3 separate regions of the Homo sapiens genome follow, and regions 2 and 3 are each linked to region 1. Evidence: chromatin loops called from intact Hi-C (ENCODE). Cell type or tissue: IMR-90. All regions are shown on one strand.

Region 1 (8,000 bases):
GCATGACACCGAGAAGAGGATCAAGCCCCAAAAAGGGGACAGGATGAGCAGGCAGACTGCACAGAGGCCTGCCAGGCAGACCATCCAGCTCCACAGCTGCCCTGAGCTCTTCTTGTATTTGCAAAATACTGTCCCACATAGTACTGTGGGGACAGCCAGGCAGATCCATGCTGTGTCCGAGAAGAAAGTGCTCATTCTCAGTGACTTGCTGCACCTTCAAGTGCTCAGGGCCAGTGAGTCTAGCGGGCAAAGGCTGGCTGGAGGCAGCCTGAGTTCTGTGAACAGAGAGTCAAGAAGGGAGGGGAGAAAGCAGCCCCAGCCCCTTTCAACTGAGCATAGATTAAGCATAATCATATTCCCAGTGGGTAATTTAAACCAGTGTGCACTTCAACATAAATACCAAGGCACTTCCTATTTGACCGCTCTCGCCCCTCCCCACCCCCTGCATACACAACACATGCACATACTCACCCACAAACACACACCTTCTATTTTTTTTTAATGACAGTCCACCTCTGGAGCGATGACTAACTGGATAATAATTGACAGAATTTGAACTGCATGGAGAATAACAGGAAGATCCTCTAGCTCACAGGAAAATACTGTCTTCTTCAAGAGCCTGCAGTATGTCTGGGTGCTGAGTCCTTTTTCTGACTCGGGAGTGAGTGAGAGTGTGTGTGTGTGTGTGCGTGTGTGTGCATGCATGCATATAAATATAGGCAATCGATGAAGTTTGGAAAATAGATTCTGGAAGGGAAGGCACCTCTGATCTGGTCCATAGCTTCAGGACTCCTACAAATCCCAACTGAGGCAGGCTGAAGGGTTGGATGGAGAGGGATATGAAAGTAGAGGAAGATATTCCTTGGTAGAGGAAAGTGCTTTGGTCTTGCCTGAGTGGAAACATGCCAGGGAGAGATAATAATGACAATTAACTAATAGCGGCTAATATCTATTGGTAGTTTTTTGTGGCAGAGGCTGTGTATAGCTGCTTATTTGTTCTTTCTCTTTATTGTAAGCCTATTCTATGCCAGCCTCCATTCACTGGGACTCCTCTCATCCTCCTTGAATACAATATCCTTATGAAGTTGATTCTAGTATTATAGTAATTTTACAGGTGAGGAAACCAGGACACAGAGAGGGTAAGAGACTTAGTCAAGATCACACAGCAGTGGAGTCTTGCAGCCTGATCTCAGAGCTGTATGCCCCTAAGCATTCTATTCCACTGCCTGCTTTAGGCAAAAAAAAAAAAAAAAATTAGTGCATTATGTGCTAGATCTTTCCTACTTTCACCCCATTTCAACCTTATAAAACTGTTTGAGGTGGGTGTTATTATTATGGTCAGTTTACAGAGAGAAAAACTGAGGCTGGGAAAAAATAAATCCCTTACTCACAAGCGGCTTAAAAGCCAGCACTCTGCAACTACAGCACCACCTAACCGTGCTAAGCCAGAGAGGGGTCACCGCACCTGGGCTCAGGGCGTGCCCCATGTGGGCCACATGCCTGGCTGGAGGGAGGCAAGGTTGTGATAAAGGCTGGACTTTGGCATAGCTAGAGAGAAACATTCTCTATTTGAGGTCAGTTTCCCTCTATTCAAATCTAATCTTAACTCCACTACTTATTAATTACATAGTCTTGGGAGGGTCACTTCACCTCCCTAGATCTTCATCCCTTTGGCTATAAAATAATATCATATCCTGCCTGGAACAGTAGAAGGAACCTCATAAATGCTAGTGATTCATGTTTTTTAAACAGGAGGAGAATGAAGAATAAGAGGAAGTCGTGTAAAACAAAGTGTCCAGTGGAGTATAGACTTGTCTCAAAACACGTGCTGGAGTTAAATGAGGGGCAGGAGGAGGAAGGGAGAGGATGCCTTTTGTGGATGATGTTGGGGAGGCAGGACTCGGGAAGGAAGGGACCCAGCAGCGTATCCCCTGTAAAGGGAGGTGAGGCAGAGCCCACCTGGGCTCAAAGCCAACTCAAGACCCAAGGGAGAAGGGGTGGGAAGCAGTGTCTTGTGAACCATTACTGTGCTGTGGGACTGTGGGGTTGGACAACAAGGCAGTTATGAGGGTCTGCGTGGAGTGATGGCAACTGTTGTCTGCCCTCCCAGCCACATGGACATTTGAGTCAGGGAGACGTTACCAGCTCCAGGCCAGGAAGCTTAGGGGCAGGGATCTGGAATTGCCTTTGGCTAGCCCTGAACTCTCCCTCCCTCAACAGACCCCAATTCCTTCCTGGGTGCCATCTGAGCCACAGGGCACCTCTCACAATCCTTGTGGCCTCACCAGCCCAGAGCATCCTGGCAGTTAGCTCCGTTCGAAAAACAGCTTCCAGGTGGGGAGACAGGACTAGCTATGGCTCTTCGCTGAGAGTCTTGGCATTTGGTCAGTGGCTCCCACATTTGGGCTGAGCCAAACACCTGCGCAGGCTTCCTGCCAAGTGCACGCCCACTTGAGAGAGGTGGCTTTTCTCCTGGAGGCAGCCCTTGCGAGTTCCCAGACCTACTCTGTCCTGGGGCTCCCAAGGGGAGGGTAAAATCTATGAGCAAAAGCCACCCTCAGGCCACACAGAAGTCCCATGAAGGATACTCCCTGAGCCCTGATGGTGAAGGGGCTGAACAGTATTAAGAACATGAGCTTTCGGGTCTCACAGACTTCTAAATTGAGTTCGAATCCTGGCTTAGCTGTGAGGCACTGGGCAAGTTACCTGCCCTTCCTAAGCCTCAGTTTCCTCTTCTGTAAATTGGCGGTAGGAGGAGTCTTTCTTCCAAGGGCTGTTTTGAAAAGTGAATGACACCATTCTTGCATCGTCCCTGGCACTTACAGGCACTCATGGATGGTAGGCACTTTTCTCATTGTTGAGAGTACCCACTGCCTCTTAGCCTTTTTCCTCTGAGCAGAGAGAGAGGTTCTTGACAGCTACCTCCTCACTCATTTATTTCTTCTTTCAGTTCAGCACTCGGCTGTTTCCTTTGTCATCCTTCAGATATCTGCTTAAACATCACCTCCTGTCACCCAATCTGAGTATCTCCTATCAGCACGCTTTATTCATTGCCTTTGTTGCGCTTAGCTCAATCCACAATTATATATTTACTTTGATCAGTTTAAGAACGTTTTCTGTCTCCCCTACTAGACCATAAACTTCATGAGGGCAGGAACCTTATCTGTTTATTGTTTTTCCTTTACTGTTCACCACGTGCACAGTCCAGTGCCTGGCACATCACATGTACATAATTAATATTTGTTGGAAAAATATAGGAAGAATCACATCTCTATTGAGAGTCTTCTAGGTGGCCAGTTCTGCACCAGCCATGGAGGAATTCAGTAGTGAACAATATAGACCCGGTTCCTGGCCTTGCAGAGTTGAGGACGCAGTGCTTCCAGGAGGCCTGCTGCAGGAGCAGAGACTAGTGGGGGTGCACGGTGGTGGAAAGGAAGGCTATTTACCAGTTGGGGAATATATGGAATTGCAGAATCCCCAGGTGAGAACTAGCCCAATCCTTTCTAAGCCCTGAATGTCCTCATCCCAACCTCAGGGTCAGTCCATCTCAGAGCTACCGCTGAATGAAGATTTCCTGCATCCTATTGAGCTAAATCGTGTCCCTTGTTTGTCCCCACCATTTTGTCGTGAAGCTATTCTCGAGGCCATCATGGCTTGGCCAGTGTCCCCTTGCTTGCAGGCTTGCTCTCAGCCTTCCAGGGAAAAGGAGCCAATTGGACCAACTCATTCTTGCTAATGACGCCAGTGGGTCAATGTGTCATTTCCTCCTGCCAGCAGAGGGGCCTTTTGGAAAATGCCATCTGAAAACAAAACATCCTACCCAAAAGAAAGGATTGCCGCCCCCCCAAAAAAAATTGCTGGGCAAAAAATGCTGGGGAAAAAAAAATGCTGAGAATCCTCCAATGTACACTTTCTTAGAATTGGTGGATGTTGAGTTTAGAAGAGAACTTGAAGAAGGAACTTCCCATCTAAAATGGGAATTCCCTCTGTAACATCCCCACCAAGTGGTCATCTTGTCTATTGCCAGAACATCTCTGAGAACAGGCACTTCACTTCCTCTGAAGGCTGATTTTCCCATTCAAGATGGCTCGGGATATTAGAACATTCTCCTCTAGGTCAAATTCATCTTGACGTTTGTCTTCCCACTCCACGTGGAGTCAGAGGATGTCTTGTTCTATTTCTTTCAGATATTTGAAAGATATTTCAGAGCTCAAACATTTTTAAAATCACATTGTTACAATAATTGAAGAACATTTTCCTATGATGAGGGTAACATAATGACGGCATGATTTGCCAAGCAGAGAATGACTGTGTGTTGATGTCATAGTGACCCAAAGTTCAGGACATGGACAGGGTGGTACCAGCCATAACAGATCATCTCAGGGACATCACAGAGATCTTGTTGGTAATACGAGTTTTTTGTTCGTTTGTTGCTTTTTGAGCATTAGGGTGATAACTAATGTTTGGAGTGTTTGTGATTGCGCAAATATCATGTATTACATATTTATCTATTTTATACAGTGGGCAGGAGTGGGGAGACTAGGAGAAGATAGCCAGAACTTGGGGCTGGACCATGCCTTTTTTCTATCTTTGAAATAATACGTGGTAAAGATGTCTAAACTCCTCAATTATCATAAATTCCAAGTAAGTCAGATCTCATTTTTTTTTTTTTTTGTATAGGGTTTCAGGGATCTGCAGCCACTTCTCAGAATGGCATCCAATTACTTACATCTCCCCTGAAAGATTAGGCCCAGAACTGGGCACAATATTTTCAGTACAGTGCAAAGAACATAGAATAGAGTAAGATTATCACCTCCCCTATCCTTGAAGCTTTATTTTTGCTTATGTGTCCAAAGACTTATTTGCTCTTTTAACAAAAGTGCCCTATTCTTGACTACCACGGTGTTTGTTATCAAATAAAATTCGTTTTTATAGTTTCTGCGTCACTTTTAACTTTTTATAGTAAAATATCATACACATGAGGAGAAATTATCCAAAATATAAATAAATACCCATTCCTCCATAGTGATATAAATACATTATCAGCTAGGTGGATGAGAAGAGACAAATCTCACATGCTGAAGAATTATAAATAATGGACATAAATACTCCTTACCTCAAGGACTTGGAGTGTAACTCCCCATTAAGTGTGAACTACACATGGTAACTTTCTTCCAGAGTGCAGCATGAAAACAGAGAAACAGAGCAACGTTACCACGTAGAAACCAGACGAACACTACCCAGGTAGTGAGGGTCAGCACCAACAATGGCAAATCATGTTGATAGTATGATGTGATTTAAAAAAAAAAAGGCAACTTTATCATTGCAGAACATTCTATGAAATACCCAGCAAGTATTGGGTCAAGGCCATCAAAAAACAAGGAAATTCTGAGAAACAGTCACAGCAAAAAGAAGCCCAAGGAGACGTGACGACTAAATGTAATGTGGAAACCTGAGACAGAAAAGAGACATGAGGTAAAAACCAAGGAAATCTGAATACAGTATAGACTTCAGTTAATAATAATGTATTGGCCGGGCACAGTGGCTCATGCCTGTAATCCCAGCACTTTGGGAGGCCGAGGTGGGCATATCACGAGATCAGGAGATCGAGATCATCCTAGCTAACATGGTGAAACCACATCTCCACTAAAATTACAAAAAATTAGCCAGGCGTGGTGGCGGGCGCCTATAGTCCCAGCTACTCGGGAAGCTGAGGCAGGAGAATGGCATGAACCTGGGAGGCGGAGCTTGCAGTGAGCCGAGATCGCACCACTGCACTCCAGCCTGGGTGACAGAGCGACACCCCATCTCAAAAAATAATAAAATAAAATAAAATAATAAAAATAAAAATACTAATGTATCAGTATTGGTTTATGAATTGTGACAAATGCCTCAGTGTGAGGTCAGATGGAAATTCACATCACAACTTGGTATGTAACCAGGCTATTTGCAGAGTGGTGTGTGTGTGTGTGTGTGTGTGTGTGTGTGTGTGTGTGTATCTGTCTTTCTGGGGGCATGTATATGTGTATAAACCTGTATGTGTGTGCTTGTGCACAGGTGTACGTGTGTGTAGGTGTGCCTGTGTCTGTGTGTGTGTAAGTGAGGGTACGTATATCCATATGTAGGTATGTGGGTATTCGTGTATGTGTGTACATGCGTACATGTATGTTTATGTACACATGTGTGTAGAGTTGTGTGTCTGTGTCTGTGAGTGTACGTATGGGGTATGGGGCGGATGTGGGAAGCGTGTGGGGGTGTCTCCATTCATGTGTGTGTATATGTGTGTGTGCACATGCATGTGTAGATATGTGTAAGGGTGTTGTACAAGTGCACACATGCATAGGTGCGTGGATGTGCATGTGTGCAGGTATATCTGTATATTCGTGTGTGTCTTTGAGTGAATATATGTGTATGTATGTGCAAGTGTGTATGCATAAGTAGAAGTGTCTATCTCTGTATCTGTGTCAGTATATGTATGTGTGTGCATATGTGTACATAAGTAGATGTGTATATCTCTGTGTGTAGGTATATGTGTGTATGTGAATATACATGTAGATGTGTACATGTATCTCTCTGTGCTTAGGTACATGTGTGTATGTCCATGTGTCTATGTATATATAGATGTGTACATCTCTGTATCTGTGGGTAGGTATATGTGTATATGTGTATGTGTGTATATATGTAGATGGGTACATCTCTGTATCTGTGTGTAGGTATATGTGTGTATGTGCATGTGTGTATATATATAGATGGGTACATCTCTGTATCTGTGTGTAAGTATATGTGTGTATGTGCATGTGTGTATATATATATATAGATGTGTACATCTCTGTATCTGTGTGTAGGTATATGTGTGTATGTACATGTGTATATATGTAGACGTGAATGTGTGTATATATATATATATATACCTCTGTATCTATGTGTAGGTATATATGTGTGTATGCATGTGTGTATATACATAAATGTGTATCTCTCTGTATCTGTGTGTAGGTATGTGTGTGCATGTGTGTGTATATTTAGCTGTGTACATGCATCTCTTTGTATCTGAGGGTAGGTATACGTATGTATGTGCATGTGTGTATATACCTAGATGTGTATGTGTATCTCTCTGTATCTGTGTGTAGGTATGTGTGTGCTTGTGTGTATATATGTAGATATATACATGTATCTCTGTATCTGTGTGGGTATATATGTGTGTTTGCATGTGTGTATATATGTAGATGTGTATGTGTATCTCTCTGTATCTGTGTGTAGGTGTCTGTGTGTGCACGTGTGTATGTGTTTGTGCACATGCACTGCCAGCGAGTCAACCAGTCAGTCCACTTCCAACAAGTAGGCCTGCTCACAGCTGCTGGACCAGAGGAAGGCTGTTGAAGGCCGATGTGGGTTCCCTCCTTGCTCCATTACAGCTCTCAAGCCCAGCTGCTAAGCATCTCCTTGGGCTCTGCAGTCTGTAAACTGGGGATAGTATTAATAGTGTCTCCCTCATTGTGTTCTTAGGAAGGTCATGTGAGATAAATGCTGGTCAAATGTCAAGTACAGTGTCTGGTCCAGATTTCTCATTCAATAACACTTGACTTCAGGAACCTCCTCCCGACTGATGGGTCAGAAATTACCCTGACTTGCATGTTCTTTACTCTTCCTATGGGTTTCTATTTGTGGAGACTGCTCCCTAGCCAACTTTGCCTTTATCTGCCGCTTATGACTATAAATCAAAAAATGAAGCAATAAGGGTAGGGTGAGGCAATCCACTGAAATTAAACATTAATAGATTTACCTGATGATTGGCTTTTAGTCCACTCCCTGATTCATCAATTATTTGCTAAATGTTTATTCCGGACCAATAATTAGAGATACAGACCCCTCCTTGCCCTTGAGGCTTGCGTGTGCGTGACGAGTAAGGCACGCTCCTGCATGCCTTTGTGTTCCATACACAGTGAATCAGTGAATTCTGTTAGTAAAACACAGATTGAAAGATCCCTGAACTCTGTCTCGAT
Region 2 (8,000 bases), 420 kb before region 1:
CTTATCAGCTGTAGGAGCGGGGCCTTGTTACTGGTGTGGCACCTCAACGAGCAGCAGTAGCATCCCCTGGGAGTTTATTAGAAACGCAGAATCTCAGTTCAGCCCTGCCAGGTCAGTATCCGCATTTCCACCAGGTCCCCAGGGGATTTATAAACTCCTTAATATTTGAGAAGCACTGGCCTAGCACTTGTTACTTAACCTCTCTAGGTCTCCGAGGTCCCATCTGCAAAATGGGTGCAGCAGTCTCCCTTTATTTGTGGTTTCACTTTCTGCAGTTTCAGTTACATGCAGTCAACCACAGTGCAAAATGATTAAATAAAAATTCCAGAAACAAGTAATTCGTAAGTTTTAAGTTACGCACCATTCTGAATAACATGGTGAAATCTCCTGCCATCCCACTCCATCCTGCCCAGGATGTGAATCTCCCCTGTGTCCAGCGTAGCCGCACTGTCCATGTTGTTGGCCATTAGTCACTTAGTAGTCACACTGATTATGAAACGGACAGATTATAAGTAGAAGCAGGAATACAGTAAAATAGATGTTGAGAGAGAGAGGCCACATTCACAAAACTTTCATTACAGCATATTGTTATAATTATTCCATTTTAGTATGGGTTGTTGTTAATCTCTTACTGTGCCTAATTTGTAAATTAAACTTTATTATATGTGTGTATGTATAGAAAGAAATATGTATGTATAGGGTTCGGTTCTATCCTTGGTTTCAGGCATCCACTAAGGGTCTTGGAATGAATCTCCCCTGGATAACGGCTGGCTACTGTATAACAACAGTAGCTCTCTCATAAGGTTATTGTGATTTTTAAATAAGCTTGTGGCCATAAAACACTCAGCCTAGTGCTTGGCACACTGTAATTGCCCAGTGGATCTTAGTTTTTGCATTGTATCCCTGGTGGGATTAATCCTGGGGGCTGTCACGGTTTTGACTTCCTCAAGACCCACTTGAAACTTGCAACAGAGGAACAGTGCTTGTTACTGCTTCACCTGCTCTTGAGGCTGCTGGCTCCAGCAGGACCTGTCCCCCTTGGTTATAAACCACAGAAGCCCTATCGTCAGCAGCACCTGCAGTGGTGAAGATGGTTTATAGGGATCCACCCTCACTCTTTGTCCAGTTTCTCCTGTGATTCATAGTCCTCACTAATTGTTTTCCTCCGTGGAAGCTAACTGGCTAGGAAGAGGCTCAAACCTGCAATACTGGCCTTGATACCGCCATGTTTCCAAATGCAGAGATTATTTCTCTAGCCAAGATGGCAGCTGTCAAATCCGCCTCATTCCCAGCGGCATAACTATAAATCTCCAAACCACAATTATGTAGAAAAATGAAATCTGTTAATTAAATATGAGCTTGTAACTTTCAATCAAGTACCACCGGCAAATATCATAGAGTGGTAAAGCAGTTGGTTCTGAAGACAGACTCTGGTTTTGAACTCCAGCTCAACCATGTAGCTTACTTGTTGTGGTTTCTTAACCTCTATAGTTCAATGTCCTTATCTGAAACTGGGGAAGGGGGATGATAGGAGTACCTACTTCGTAAATGATGATTTAATGGGTGCAGCACACCAACATGGCGCATGTATACATATGTAACAAACCTGCACATTGTGCACATGTACCCTAGAACTTAGAGTATATTTAAAAAAAAAGAAATCCAGGGCCCACATTAGCTTCCTGGTGTGTGCACCCCTAGAATGCAGAGAGCTGGGTGCCTACAGCTGCCATCAGCAGGTAGCGAGGCAGTGGCTGATGGCATGGGGGTATAAAAAAAAAAAGAGTACCTACTTCAAAGATAATGCATATAATAAACTTGTAAAAGTCGTGAAAGACACTAAACATTCTAAAGATGTTAGTAGTCATGATTCTTATTTCTCTCTCTAGTTGTGTTGCCTGTGGATTCAAAGAAGAAAACATTCTCAGAAAAATGGAACCCATTCTTCAAGTAAGGGAATGTGGAGAGTGACATTCTCCTGCTAGTAAGGACAAGAGATGATAAAATTGAACTAAGGTGATCACAATGGGAATGAAGAGAAGCAAACACATTCAGGAGATATTTCTGGGTCCATAGGACTTTGTGACTTCTTGAGCACAGTGGCGAAGGAAAGACAGATTTAAGGTTTCTAGTCTACATTCATATATGGATAGTGATGACTACAACCCATGGGAAACATAGAGAAAGTTTCATTAAAAAAAGGACAGGTCCAAAGGCAGTCTACAAACTTCAGGGGAGTACATGCTCTGGTCAATAAATGTGTAGTTATTCAAAATGCAAGGTTCGATAAACATAAGAAAATGTGCCAAATTCATTAGTCATCAGGGAAATGCAAAGTAAAAGCACAATGACATACTAGAATGGCTAAATTTTAAAGGACCAATGATACCAAGTATTGATGAAGACGTGGAGGAACTCATTCAACGCAGGTGGGAGTGTAAATTGATACACTACTTTGGAAAAATGTTTGGTAGTATTTATCAAGGCTAAAATATGTTAGCAATTCCTCTCCTGGTTATATGAATAGTCTACAAAAATATATGTATGAAAATGTTCAGTTATTCACAAAAACTGGTAACAAGCTAAATAATGTCTTAAATGTAGAATGAATAAATTGCAGTGTGCTCATACTATTGTCTGAAATTGTCACCTAGTAAGTGCACAGCAATGGAAAAGAATAAGCCACTGAATATCATAGACAAAATATTGACTTGAAATGTTTAGATAGACACACAAGAAAAGTTCTGAATGATGATATTTACATGAAGTACAAGAACAGGCAAAACTAATAGCAAAAAAAAATGTCATTAAGCTGTACACTGAACATGTATGCATTTTACTTTGTGAAGGTTATAGCTCAATAAAAAAGTAAACTTTATAAAAGAACACAGGGCTAAAATCTTGGAGCAGTTCTTGGAAGCAATACACATGAGAAGGGCTGGAAATTCTGGTATGCACTGGAACTGCAAGGCTGTAGTGGTAATTTAGTATTCAAAATGAGTTGCTGGCTCTAACAGAACTATCAAACACTGCTTAAGGTCATTCCTGGAATTCATAGTGGTTTTGGCGTTTGTCAATTTTGGTCCCAGTGGAATCTGTAATAAGCCTCTAGAAGGAGCTGAATGGTGCAAAGAGAAGGGTGTGTCTCATAAACTATCAGGAAACTCTGGGGAGCCTGGAAGGACTGTGTGTATATCACAGAGCTGCCACAAGAGGGCACTGCCTCAGTCAGGAGGCGGTGGCTCCAAGTGGCTCTCAAGGCATGCCACCCACCTCCACCGCGACCCAGGAGCTTGGAGCTCTCCCCAGCAAGAGTAGTAGATGGTGTGTCCACCTGAGGTGGGACTGTGGTGTGGATTCTTCTGCTGGGGTGGCTTCAATTAAGCTGCTTCCTTCCTCAGGTGCAAAAAAAAAAAAGAAGAAAAGAAAAGAAAAAAAAAAAAAACAGCCAAAAGTGGCGTCTTCTAGTTCTACAAATTCCAACAGTTTAGATACTGTATCTCAAGTATCCCCTCTATTTGCTGTCTGTTTATTCATGAATATTTTTTGAACACCTACTATGTGTATTGAGGACACAACAGTGAGGAAGACAGAAATAGCTGCTGTCCATATAGAACTTAGCTTTAAATAAAAGAGAAAGACAGGAAGCAGGATGTATTCAGATTATAGTTAGTGATATGAGGAAAATGACAAGGATGATGTGGAGGGCAACAATTTTAGATAAGGTGGTCAGGGACTGCCTCTCTAAGGAGCTTATGTTAAAATTGAGGCTTGAATAATCAGAAGAAAGTGGCCATCCAAATAGCTGTGGGACGAGCCTGGCACAGACGAGAGTAAGTGTCAGTTCCAGAGTGGGGAGCACACTCGCTCTCTGCCACCCAGCACGAGCTACCTGTGGGGATTGGGCTTAGAAGCACCTAGTATGCCTCTCCACCGTTTACTCAATATCACCTTTTACTTAATATTAATGCTCTCTGGTTTTCCACCTCCTCTCAGCAAGGAGAGGAAACGGCAATTTTCCACCAGCAAACATCAGTATTCTGGGATTTAACTACCCATGAGTTAGAACTCAACATGGCAGCAGGGAAACCTATTGGATTTAGAATGCATTTGCTCAGAAAGGGAGCGTGTACACCTAGAGATGGTTCTAACGGGACATAAACAATAAAATCGCAATTACGTGTTAGATTCCCCATAACCGCTGCCTGTAATTGATTTCCAAGTTTTTGTTTTTCCTTTTCTTTTCATCAGATGGGTAAGGGTAATGTGCCTGCCACATCAAAACAAGGCTTGAGAGAGGCTTGAGATGCAATTATGTATACAGAAGCAGGAAGGAATCTTGGCCCTGGTGCGCTCCTGTCTTCCCCATGTCCCCTGAGTACCCTGGGCTTATCCAACCTTTTAGTAATTATCACATGGGATTGCCATTCTCTCCTCTAGAGCAGGAGCTATTCAAGAGCAGAGACCATGTGGAGTTTGTCTTGCTGAATGCAGCTTCTAGTTCATTAGCTGGTGCTTTGCACACACTTGGTAAGTGATGGTGAAATGCATGCATGCACACATGCCTGAGTTAATTCATCACCTCAACTCAGTCTATGCTTACTGAGCACCTAACACATGCAGGTATTCCTCTAGATGCTTAGAACATGGCAATAAGAAAGACAGACAAAAATTCCTGGCCTCACAAAGGTTGTCTGATAGTAGGAAGCAGGAACAGACAGACAATAAATTAAATAAATAAGACCAGGGTGGCTGTTGTGTATCACCTGAAGGTAAGACTAACAGGTGAGGGTGTCAGTCAACAGAGGGCACCCTGATGTGAGATGAAGTAAACCTTATTAGGACTTGGCCTTGACTCAGAGGACTAAAGAACTATCAGATATCTGTGAACACAGGATGGCATGATCTGACTCATACTTCTAAAGGATCAGGAAAACGCGACTGGGTTTTAGAACCGGGGGCCAAAGTGTCCATCCTGTTCAGTTATAAGCACCAAAACAGAGATGCCCTTACTTGGGGGCAAGAATAAAAGAAGTAGAAACTTGAGGCTCCCTCTGTGAGCTACATGGAACAATACTCTAGATGGACTGGCTCTGGGGTGTACCTGCCACAGTGCCGCCATATCATCTGCCTCTTAGCTCACTTTTGAAGGTGAATGTCAAGGGTGAAGGGTGGTGGCCTAGAAGGTGAGCACTGCTCAATCTCGGCCTCAGTGAGGGAATTCCAAAGGCTGGGACTCTCCGTCGGGGTTTCCAGTAGTATGCAGAGACTCACAGAGCAGACTGAGCTCCGCTGGGGTGCAAAGACTGCTCTGCAGAGTCTGTTCTCGGCAAACAGCCAGGCCTACCCCAGGAAGGAGCTCAGGGTCTGGAGGTGTCATCAGGTCACATTTATCCAAAGGGATCATTCTCATGGTCCTCTTGTTTCTCCCATCCAGCAAGCAAGGGATCCTTCCTTTTTATTTTCCTGTCCTTTTCACACCTGTCTTTCTCCATCAGATCGCAACAAGACCTTGAATTCACCCCATAACCGCTGCCTATAACTGATTTCCAAGTTTTTGTTTTTCCTTTTCTTTTCATCAGATGGGTAAGGGTAATGTGCCCGCCACATCATAACAAGGCTTGAGGGAGGTACATTTCACACATGAGTATGAAAACCCAATCATCACACTTAGGAACCACAAAAGGATGGAGGGGAACGGTTTTTTGGTTTTGTTCACTGTCTCTGCTGGTGAGACAGAAACCTCTATTCTGTCTCTCTGGCTTCCCTTAGAACCTGCAAGAATCCAAGTCTCAGTGCTCCTGCCTCACACCCTCTGGTAGGCATCTGCTGTTTTTGCATGCCCAGCTGGATTTTCCTTTGCAAAGCACCATTCTACCTTAAGAGTCACTGAGGTTCAGGTAGGGCTGATCCCCCGCTTACCTTGAGACACAATGATGAGACCTGGCCAATCAGAATCATGGTGATCATTCAGGGCACAAGCTCGGCCCATGCAGGTCAGCCCTGGGACATTTGCAGACATTACTAGGAAAGGGGTGCAGTTTGCGCTACTGGGATTGCTCCAGTGGTGAGGCAAAAGCCTGAGGCTACTGTTTTCAGCTTGGCCACAACCCAGCGAAAGCCCATCAGTGAATACGGCCATTGCAAAAGAAAGCAGTTAAGGCATGAGGAGGGACAGCATCAAGGCCACCCCATTAGAGCTCCTAGACCCAGCCAAGCCTGAAGCCATTGCTGCCCTAGGCTTTTCAGGTACAGGAGTTGTATTAGTTCTCTTTTGCTGGCGTAAAAAATTACCACGATAACGGTAAGGATAGCCTAAAACAACACAAATGTATCCTCTTACAGTTCTGGAGGTCAGAAGTCCAAAATCAAGATGTTGGCAGGGCTGTGTTCCTTCTGAAAGCTCTAGGGCAAAAGCTGTTGCTTTGCCTTTTCCAGCTTCTAGAGGCCACCTACATTCTTCGGCTCGGGGCCCTTCCTAACACTGCTCCAAACTCTTGCTTCCATCCTCCTGTCTCCTACTTCTGTAACCAAACCTCTCTGTTTCCTTTATAAGGATCCTTTTCTTTATGTTGAGACCACCCAGATATTCCAGGATCATCTCTGCCATTTCAGGATCTTTGACTTAATCAGATCTACAAAGCCCCTTCTGCCATAAAAGGCAACGTATTCATGGGTTTCAGGTATTAGGATGTGGATATTCATGGATTCTGGGGATGAGGATGTGGATATTCATGGGTTCTGGGGATTAGGATGTGGACATTTTGGGGTGCCTTTATTCAGCTGACCACAGGAGTCCATGTCCTCCTTTTTTTTTTAGAGCCACGTTAGGGCGGGAATCTGTCACTTACAATAGAGTCCATAATACGTATTCCTAAATCCACACCATCATCTTACTTCTGAAGAACAGACAAACCCTAGTATTCAGTTCATCCAATCAGAGTTATAATTTCCTTGTATCACACTTCAGTATTTTTAATTTTGGCCAGCAGTACAGAATAGAGGTTAGGAACACAGATTTTGGATTCAGAAAGCTTCGGTCTACATATTGACCTTTCCACTTACGAGTTAAGCCTTTTAAGCTACAATCCTCCTGATCTGTCAAATGGAGATAATGAAAGCACCTGCCTCAGCTGGTAATCGTAAGAATTAAATGAGATAATGAATGCATTGTGCTCACACTAGAAGGTCAATGCTCGATAAATAATGCTCTTTCCACTAAGATTGCAGACATGACTCCTTCCATCTGGTATTACACTGATTTCTTTTATACAATGTGTCTCAATTAATTGCTTCATTTTTATTTAGCTCCTTTAGAAGTGGCTCCAGACTCAGAGAATGTACCTTGTTGGATCTTCACACCAACACCTACATTTTAACGGTGTTGTTGGCAAGCGGTTTCACAGAACAGACAACAGAGACAACTTTTTGCAAGCTGGCCGTGACTTCCTTCCTTTATTCTCTCTCTTTATTGCTGACATTGCTCTACCTCCAGCGCAACCCTACCCCATCTGTGAGGTCGGTATTTTTCAGCCACGCTAAGCAAAGACTTTTCTTCATCCCTGTGTAATTTTGTTCTTTCCCCAGCTTATTTAATAACTGTGGGTTTTTTTTTTCATGTTCTTACAGAAAGTGGGGTTGCTCCTCCCCTCTGTCAAATTCCACTTGCCACTTAATGCTCCAGTTTAACTCTGCAGAAATTATTTCGGCCTGGCACTCCCTGGGCATTGCTTTTGTGTGCAGGTGCCACTCTGGGTGGAGTCAGGGCATGTGTTTAGAACTTGGCAGTGCTACCTCAACAACATAACAGGAAACAACAGGCAGCGGCTGCACGGAATGGTTCAAGTTTGGTGGCCAGCAAGGGGCAGTCATCTGTGACATGTAACAAGTCATGCTGTGTGGTTCACGGAGGCTGATGTTTCAGCAGATTTTTATATCCCAGATACAGGCTAACCGGAGGAAACAGGATAGGAACTTCCTAGAGACAGGTAAATTGATGC
Region 3 (8,000 bases), 200 kb before region 1:
AGGTCTCATTAACTCAATACAATAGAGACAAAGATAGAAATCATTAGGCCTGTGGAAAGTGGTAAGTCATTAGCCTCAATCAGATGCTCATTGACTTCAAGCTGGTCAAACTTGTGCTCTATTTTGAAAGGAAATAATAAAATGAAAGACCTTGTATGGAATGTATAAATCATCGAGAATGATGCCTAAAAGCTAAGGTGTAATTAGGGACGTTAGAATGTTTTTCAGCTCTCTAGTAACAGAACCCACATGTAATCTCATTGAAGTTTCATAGCTGACTTTTGCACAAGTTTTTGAAAGAACATTAGGTACAAAATCAGGGGGATGGCTCAACTAATGCACGGCCTTCCACTCTTACAGAGTTGTATATTACCCAGTAGACAATAAAATCTGTGACTGCAATACTGGTTTTTAGTCTGTCATATTTATATAAACCTTGATATTTTGTAAGTACAAATGTATTGGCAATTTTGTTGGCCTAATACCAATCAGTACAAATAGATAGGTGTGGGTATAGGTATAGGTGTACTTATGGGAATAGGTATGGATACAGATGTACATGCCTAGGCACCTTAGCATACTCCCATTTCTGGAATGTAGCCCATAGTGTTTTTTTTTTTAAGAGGAAAATATGGAAGGGACAATGGGGTAGAGAAGACAGAAAGTGGAAGGGAGACTTATAGGCCCAATTCCCAGCCCATCCCCTGAGGTTGACCACCTCCCTTTCTTCAGAACTAGGTCAATCATCTTACTCTGCTCCTCTTTCATTTCCAGGGCACCATTTCTATTATTAAGGCCTGAATCCAGCTACCTTATGATGATTTATTTTAAACAGGACTCTGGTTCACAACCACTCTACAGGATAGATTCAAGCCTGTAAGACGAAGGAAATTCAGTCTTTGAAGTGGAACAATATCTGAGGACAAGGGGTGGAGGAGGCCTCTTATTACCTCTTTTAAACAAAATACTACAAATATTGCAGCCATTTCAATACTTTCATAAATAAATACAAAAAATTGTCATTGTACACCAATTTTGCTGATGACATGAAAGCATTTCAAAGAATACACAGTAGGCATTTTTTCATTTGCAAATTTAACATGCATGATTTTGACAATTTGTGAGAGATCCTGGAGGAGCATGACATGTAGCAATTTGTAATTTTGCTAAGGCACTAATTTGAATCACCTCCACTGTGAGCTAGTGTGTGGGGAATTAGTCATTCAGGTGGTCAATGAGCCAATACCTGCATCGTGATGCTAGTTTGTTGCTCATTGTTGATGAATCTGGGGGATTCTGGAAAGTTTCAAGACAAATATACTACTAGTTGACTACACAGTTCAATACAATTAGCTGTTAGAATTGTATATGTAAAAACGCAGATAGATCTCATTGGGGATGACCCTACCTGACCACTGGAGCCAATTGCAGGTGTCAAGAGTGGTCAAAACCAGATAACCCACCTCTGTTTTACATTCTATCAGGGCATTGGGGTAATAATTGGCATAATAATCTAGCACTTACTTGTTTGCATCATATAAACACTGAGGTGTTTTTAAAAATATTCTGTCCACCAGTGTTGAGTAGTGGTATGCTTCCTCACCTGTGGTAGATACCATTCAGTGCCTGCCAATGCCCATCCTCCACCTCTTTGTTACTCACAGCCCCTCATTGTTGTCCATGACAGTAGTGGATCCAGTATCTACTTTATCTACTCCCCTAATGTCTAGGGGTGGCCCTATGAAGCCAGTTCTGGCTAAAGAGATGTAAGAGGAAGCCATCTGGGAAACTACCAGCAAAATTTCGCTTTCCTATGAAAGCGACGATGTGGCCTAAACCATTGCCCCTGACTTTCTGCCTTGAACTTGGCCATGAGGACTAAAGCTATAGCAGCCTTCTTGCAACCACAAAGCCATAAGCAACAGAGAATGGCTGGGTTCAGGCCTTAATGGAAGGGAGGGTGGCCTGGAGGTAAAAGCAATAAGCAGAGAAATAATGGGAGCAACAATGTGTTCCTGACATTTTTGAGCCACTGAACAAACATTGCCTGTGTCCTTCGTATAAGAAAAATAAAGCCCTGTTCTCTGTCAGCCTTCATAAGTCAGTAGATTTGTTTTCTTATAGCCAAACACAAATACATCACTCATAAAAACACATCATTTGAAAAGATAATACCAATACCTCAAGACTCCAGTCCCACATTCTATGATTATAAAAGGCTAAGAGGTTCTTTCAGTGGAAAGCTTGATCCCCCAGACCTACTTACTTTACTCTACTAGACAGAGCATAGAGCTTCCATAGGAATCTTCTCTCTGATTTCCCCCATATTTCTTTCAGTGGGTGTTCACGCCTCAGGGAAAAGTGGACTTTTATCTATGGTGTGTCATGATATCGCTTTCTATCTGCCTCATGTTTGGTGTCACCTCTCAGTTACCAATGAACTATTTCAGGAAAGAGAAAAATCCTAGGGAAGGAATGGCAAAGGTTGTTAGTGGTTTATTATTGATTTTTTCTGAATCAAATTAGAAAGACTGTTAAGAGCCGTGGAGAGCCTGAAGACTTCAGAAAGGGAACTAAACTCCAGGAAGGTCCTCTCCAATATTCCTGTGACAAGTCTACACATGTGCCATGAAATATGCAGCTAAGCAAATTTTTTTCCAGGAACTCTACCAACCAGGAAGATATAAAGAGCATGCTTCCATTTAAAGGGCAATAAACTTCAACTTAATTAAACTAACTTTTTGGAAGCAGCTACTAAGGGCCAGGTTGTATGAGAGGAGCCAGGTACATAAAAAGGGACAAGGGTCATAGCCGCAAGGAGATCACACTGTATGGTGAGACATATGCTCCTTTGATCGATCAGCTGAGAATTCTCCATTTTCATTTTTATCCAGGTAGGAATGTAATAACTTCATCTTCCTGTATTGTGGTGTTTCTCCGTCTCTATTACTAAGCCAGATGCTGTTTACGGTACCTCATGCTGGGGGTTGAGAGGTAGATAAGCTCATTAACTTACCATTCATCCTCAGCCTATGCCATTCTGCAGGCAGGATGCCCAGCCTGGATGCCAACTTTTTACAAATAACTATTGAAACTGTCAGTTATCTTCATGAGCACTGCTCCGGTGAAAGAACAGCATAATTGGGGTGGGGGGTGGTAAAATGTTAGTGAGCTCATTTTTTTCACCAGCAACAGTAACAAAACATCTTTCTGGGGATAATATATTTACTCTTATTATTTGGTTCATAGCAGGTAAATTCCAAATAATACAAGAGTGAAAAATATCCAATTCCTTAGCTTTTAGGAGAGGTAGGACATACAATCTCTCAAGTTCCAAAAAATACAGAGATCATGGGACCCTATATCTTTTTTTTTTTTTTTTGGTCTGATTTTAAACAGAAAAATCCTGATGCTTATTTTTCTTCTTAGATATTTGTATGCTTAAATACAAGGCAGCAGGACTATAAGAAAACCCCAGTGTTAACCCTCAAGGAAAAGATATAAATTTGAATGATCTATGACATTGTCCTCTAGGACAATGGATGGTTCATTATTAAGTCAACCAAAATGTAATTTCCAGTATCCTTTCCATCCCTCCTAGTCTATAAATCCAAGACTCCAGCAATTTGCCTACTCCTGCCCATCCCTTAAAACTCAGCTCAGCTGCCAAAACCCTAGTGAAGGCTTCCTCTCTCCTGTGAGCATTGCTAACGTTTCTTTTCTCCTAGTCTCCCTTTATCTTCTGCTTTCTCTCGTCTGGCCTTTCTCAAGCCATATTCTAATTGTTATTAACCCTTCTGTCTTTCGCCTTAGTGAGGTCCTAAGAGATAGGAGCCAAGTTTATTCACCTTGTATCCCAGGGCCTGTAGTTCTTGGTATACAGGATATCCTCAATAAGTATTTGCTGAACGGGAAAGGAAAGAATGAATGTGGGAAGGGTGGAGTATCTTGGCAGGTGCTTGCTACTCAAAGAACTAGAGCTCCATGGTGCAGCAAGGGAAAAGGTCTCTGCCTCCCAGCAGAGGGCAGCAGAGAGCTTAGGAGCAGAAACTCCCTGCAGGATGATTAACTCCCAGAGAGAGGGTTTTCCCAGAATTATGGGTGGGAAAGGCCAAGTACCACCAAGAGAGGCAGCTGATTGGATTAGGTGGTAATTGAGATAGTTGAGAGGTGTTTGCAATTAATTTAAAAGGGGAGCCATGTACTTTAGTGTCGACAGGCAAAATCTGGCCAGGTGTGGCTTGTCTGGGCCTCAGGAGGGACAAGGGAGAGGCTAATCCAATCCAATCTAATCTAATCAACTGCCCCTCATGAACAAGATCCCAGTGTAAGCCAAAGTTCAATTAGCCAGGGTAAAAAACAAACCCAAACTCACACATACACTTACGGAACTTTAGGGTGGAGAGGACAAACCCAGTGACACTAAAAATCAGAGACACATCATTCATTGTCAGATGTCACGGTGTGCTCAGGTAGGACATCAAACCTGGCAGAAGTGTATAAGGACGCTAAGAAACAAAAGTGAGTCCAATATAACTGGGTGAATTGTGTTTTGTGGAACAGGGCCTCATCTGAAAGTCCATAGCCCTGGGAATTGGATTCCCAGCAGGGAATGGGCTACAACTGATCTCAATGTCTTGGTATTCATGAGGAAGAGGAAGAATAGAGAGCAAACCTAAACATCAACACAGAATGGGTCACTAATGGGTAGCCAGAATTTTAAAGAGACTTAAATACTAGATAGCCTATGAGGCAGGATCTGAGCAGGGAGACAAACCTTGAACAAAAGTCAGTGACAAAGAGAAGGTTCTGCTGGTCAGCTCAGAAATACCAAGGGCACAGGACCTGAGAGAAGGAGTCTGGAAACAGTTGTGTTTTGAAATCACAAACCTGGCCGGCCGCGGTGGCTCATACCTGTAATCCCAGCATTTTGGGAGGCCAAGGCGGGCAGATCACGAGGTCAGGAGATTGAGACCATCCTGAATAACACGGTGAAACCCCCATCTCTACTAAAAATACAAAAAATTAGCTGGGCGTGGTGGCAGGCGCCTGCAGTTCCAGCTACTCAGGAGGATGAGGCAGGAGAATGGCGTGAACTCGGGAGGCAGAGCTTGCAGTGCGCCGAGATGGCACCACTGCACTCCAGCCTGGGAGACAGAGCAAGACTCCGTCTCAAAAAAAAAAAAAAAGAAATCACAAAGCCTCTCCCTTCACCCTCCTGAGGACCAGACAAGCCACACCTGGCCACGTTCTGCCAGTTGACACTAAACGACATGGCTCGCCTTTTACATTAATTGCAAACACCTCTCAACTGTCTCAAGCACCATCTAATCCAATCAACTGCCTGTCATGAACAAGGTCCCAGTGTAAGCCACAGTTCAATTAGCCAGGGTAAAAAACAAACCCAAACCCACACACACACGCCGTCACAGAGCTTTAGTACCGGGTTGCATTTTATAATTCCAAAGCCCGGGACTTTTACTGCTGACAGTATGGTCTGTGGAGCAGAAACAACATCATTACCAAGGAGGTTGTTGAAATGCAAAATCTCAGTCCCCACCCCAGACCTACTGAATCATACGTAATCTGCATTTTAACAAAATCTCCAGATGGTGTGTGTGCCCATTAAATTGGGGAAGCACTATTCACCACCACCTGATCCCTGCCTGCACCTCCGACTGGAACCGGAGACACTTTCCATCCTGACAACAATGTTCCAGCCATACCAACCTTCTTTCCGTCCCTCAAATATGCCATACTCAGGGCAGGCATGATGGCTCACTCCTGCAATCCCAAAACTTTGGGAGCCTGAGGCAAATGGATCATTTGAGGCCGGAAGTTCAAGACCAGCCTGGCTGACACAGTGAAACCCCATCTCTACCAAAAAATACAATAATTAACCAGGTATGGTGGTGCACACCTGTAGTCCCAGCTATTTGGGAGGCTAAGGTAGGAGAATTGCTTGAACCCAGGAGGCAGAGTTTGCAGTGAGCCAAGATGGCGCACTCCAGCCTGGGCCACAGAGCAAGACCCTGTCTTAAAAAAAAAAAAAAAAAAATCATGCTCATTCCCAACTTAAGATCTCTGTCCTCTCTGTTCCCTCTCTCCACAACCATGGATGGGTTTCCTTGACATTCAAATCTTTATTTTCAGATCAGCTCTGCACAGAGGCCTTCTCTACATACCCAATACAAATGAAATGCTTGAGCAGTCTCACCTACGTTCTGCAATTTGACTTCCATGCATAGCGCCTGGTTGTTTGCCTTGAACATTCGTCAGAATCACCCAGAGAACTGTTACAACCCAGATTCCTGCGTCCACCCCTAGAGTTTCTGATTCAGCAAGTCTAGGGCAGAAGCTGAGAATTTGCATTTCTAACAAGTTCCCAGGTGATGCTGACACTGTTAATCTGGGATCACTCTTTGAGAATCATCGGCACTGTCTCACTACCTGATGATATTTTCCTCATCACTCTTTTCTGTAGTGTCATCCGCACTCCACTGGAGTGTCTGTTCTATGAAAGCAGGGAGTTTGTATGTTCTGTTCACCCTGTATCTCTAGTGCATGATACATAGTAGGTGCTCTTTAATATTTGTTGAATGAAGAATGGAGTAATTAGTAGCTAATCCTTTTCATTGTAGATTTTGGATCATCTGCATTTGGTTTAATCTAATTTTGCAAGAACTTTGCTTTCCATCCTGTGCATATATGTAACAGCCGTGAGAGACTATTCATTAGACACAATTTAACTTACAAAAATGTAAGCCACACACAGAGTTGACATCTGTTATTGACGGTATGTTTTAGGTTGTGAACTTCATTAGTTGTCCTTCTACTTGAGGATAGAGATTCTATCCAACACCATATTTAGAAAATAGCCCCTTCTTTTTAACAACACAAACTCAGTGGCATTCTCTTTAAATTGGGGGCAACATCCTCTTACACACAACACTGAAAGCGGAAAAGTAAACAATTCGATACATTCATACAGTCGTTCTTTCATACTCTGCAGAGTAACATTTCTCATACATCACAATTAAATACATCATCATAAGGTTTAACTAATCACTATGAATACATCTCAGTAACAACCAGGTCCCTGTAGTGCTAGTAAGATTATACTTCACCTATCGATCCATTGAGCTTGCCTCTAAGGAGCCTTAACAAGTCACATGTTTTCCTGAAATTACTGAAGAAACCAGTTCACTGTGCAGTGCCTCAATCACCCCTCCATTTGCAGATTCTGGAATATCCACATGTATGAGTCCACAGATAACTGTGTTTATCTGCTTCTCCTGCTACCTAAACACTGTCATAGCCATTGCTACCTCTACCTCCTCCCCTTCCTAGCTAGTTCCTCCTGGTGGGTCTCCTGCCCACATCTGGCTCTCTGACCCCACCAGACTCTGAATCTCCTCTTCCCTGTGAGACATTTGTTTTCATCTTTTTAATGCTGAGGCAGAAACCCTCCCTGCATAACAAGGGGCCAGAATCAAAGTCCAGGCTTGCAACCTACAAATCTACTGCTAAATTCGCTCTAAAGTTGGCCACTGGGAGAAGCACCTGGGGAGGAAGGATGAGGCATAGCCTTGCTAATTAAGCCAGATTCAAGGTGTCTGGAGTCTTGTGTAAGATGCTGTAGTTAAATGTCAAAGTCGAGGAGTCAGCTGGTAAAATGACAAACCGTCCCTGTCAGAATGCTGACAGGCAAAGGCGGCAGCAGTGGCTGGGGAGACGCCAGCTCTCTGTGGCTCACCTGTGTCACCTCCATCCTTCCTGAACACTCGTGACCAGCGACCACATTGAAGAAAGCAGACGGGCTTCCACCCGGCTACACTTGTAAGGGATCCTTAAAAATACTGACACAGATGACAGTGAGGGTCTCAAAGGAGGTCTCAACACAAGCCAAGGGCTGAGACCAGAATCAAACACAGTATCAATTCAATAAAGCCTATTTGAAGGCTTTGAAGATCCAGTTTTGCTGTGTACCTATATATTAC

The links. A loop is a pair of places that touch in the nucleus more often than their neighbours do. Peaks named below come from ENCODE experiments on the same cell type or tissue, not always from the same donor. Only the 100,000 strongest peaks of a DNase experiment are listed, where the experiment ranks them.
Region 2: it touches region 1 in a loop (19-fold over the local background); 4 of 110 quality-filtered maps call a loop at or near these places.
Region 3: a loop joins it to region 1, with 16 times the contacts of the local background. A loop is called at or near these places in 72 of 110 quality-filtered maps.

Annotation. Positions count from the first base shown.
Region 1 is chr16:82,027,620-82,035,619 of GRCh38, reverse strand. HSD17B2 (hydroxysteroid 17-beta dehydrogenase 2) reads right to left here and starts at 367. Exons shown (of 5, transcript NM_002153.3): 1 at 1-367. The coding sequence starts at 195. In IMR-90, a CTCF peak has its summit at 3,999; a DNase peak (open chromatin) is centred at 3,989; H3K4me3 peaks cover 128 bases; H3K27ac peaks cover 1,720 bases.
Region 2 is chr16:82,452,009-82,460,008 of GRCh38, reverse strand. It overlaps the pseudogene LOC124903788. Among named protein-coding and RNA genes, the nearest start is that of CDH13, 170 kb to the left of the region's middle. In IMR-90, a CTCF peak has its summit at 3,199 (motif pointing right); no DNase peak of the experiment used is centred here.
Region 3 is chr16:82,226,240-82,234,239 of GRCh38, reverse strand. No RefSeq gene overlaps it. Among named protein-coding and RNA genes, the nearest start is that of MPHOSPH6, 60 kb to the right of the region's middle. In IMR-90, a CTCF peak has its summit at 4,021 (motif pointing right); a DNase peak (open chromatin) is centred at 4,029; H3K27me3 peaks cover 278 bases.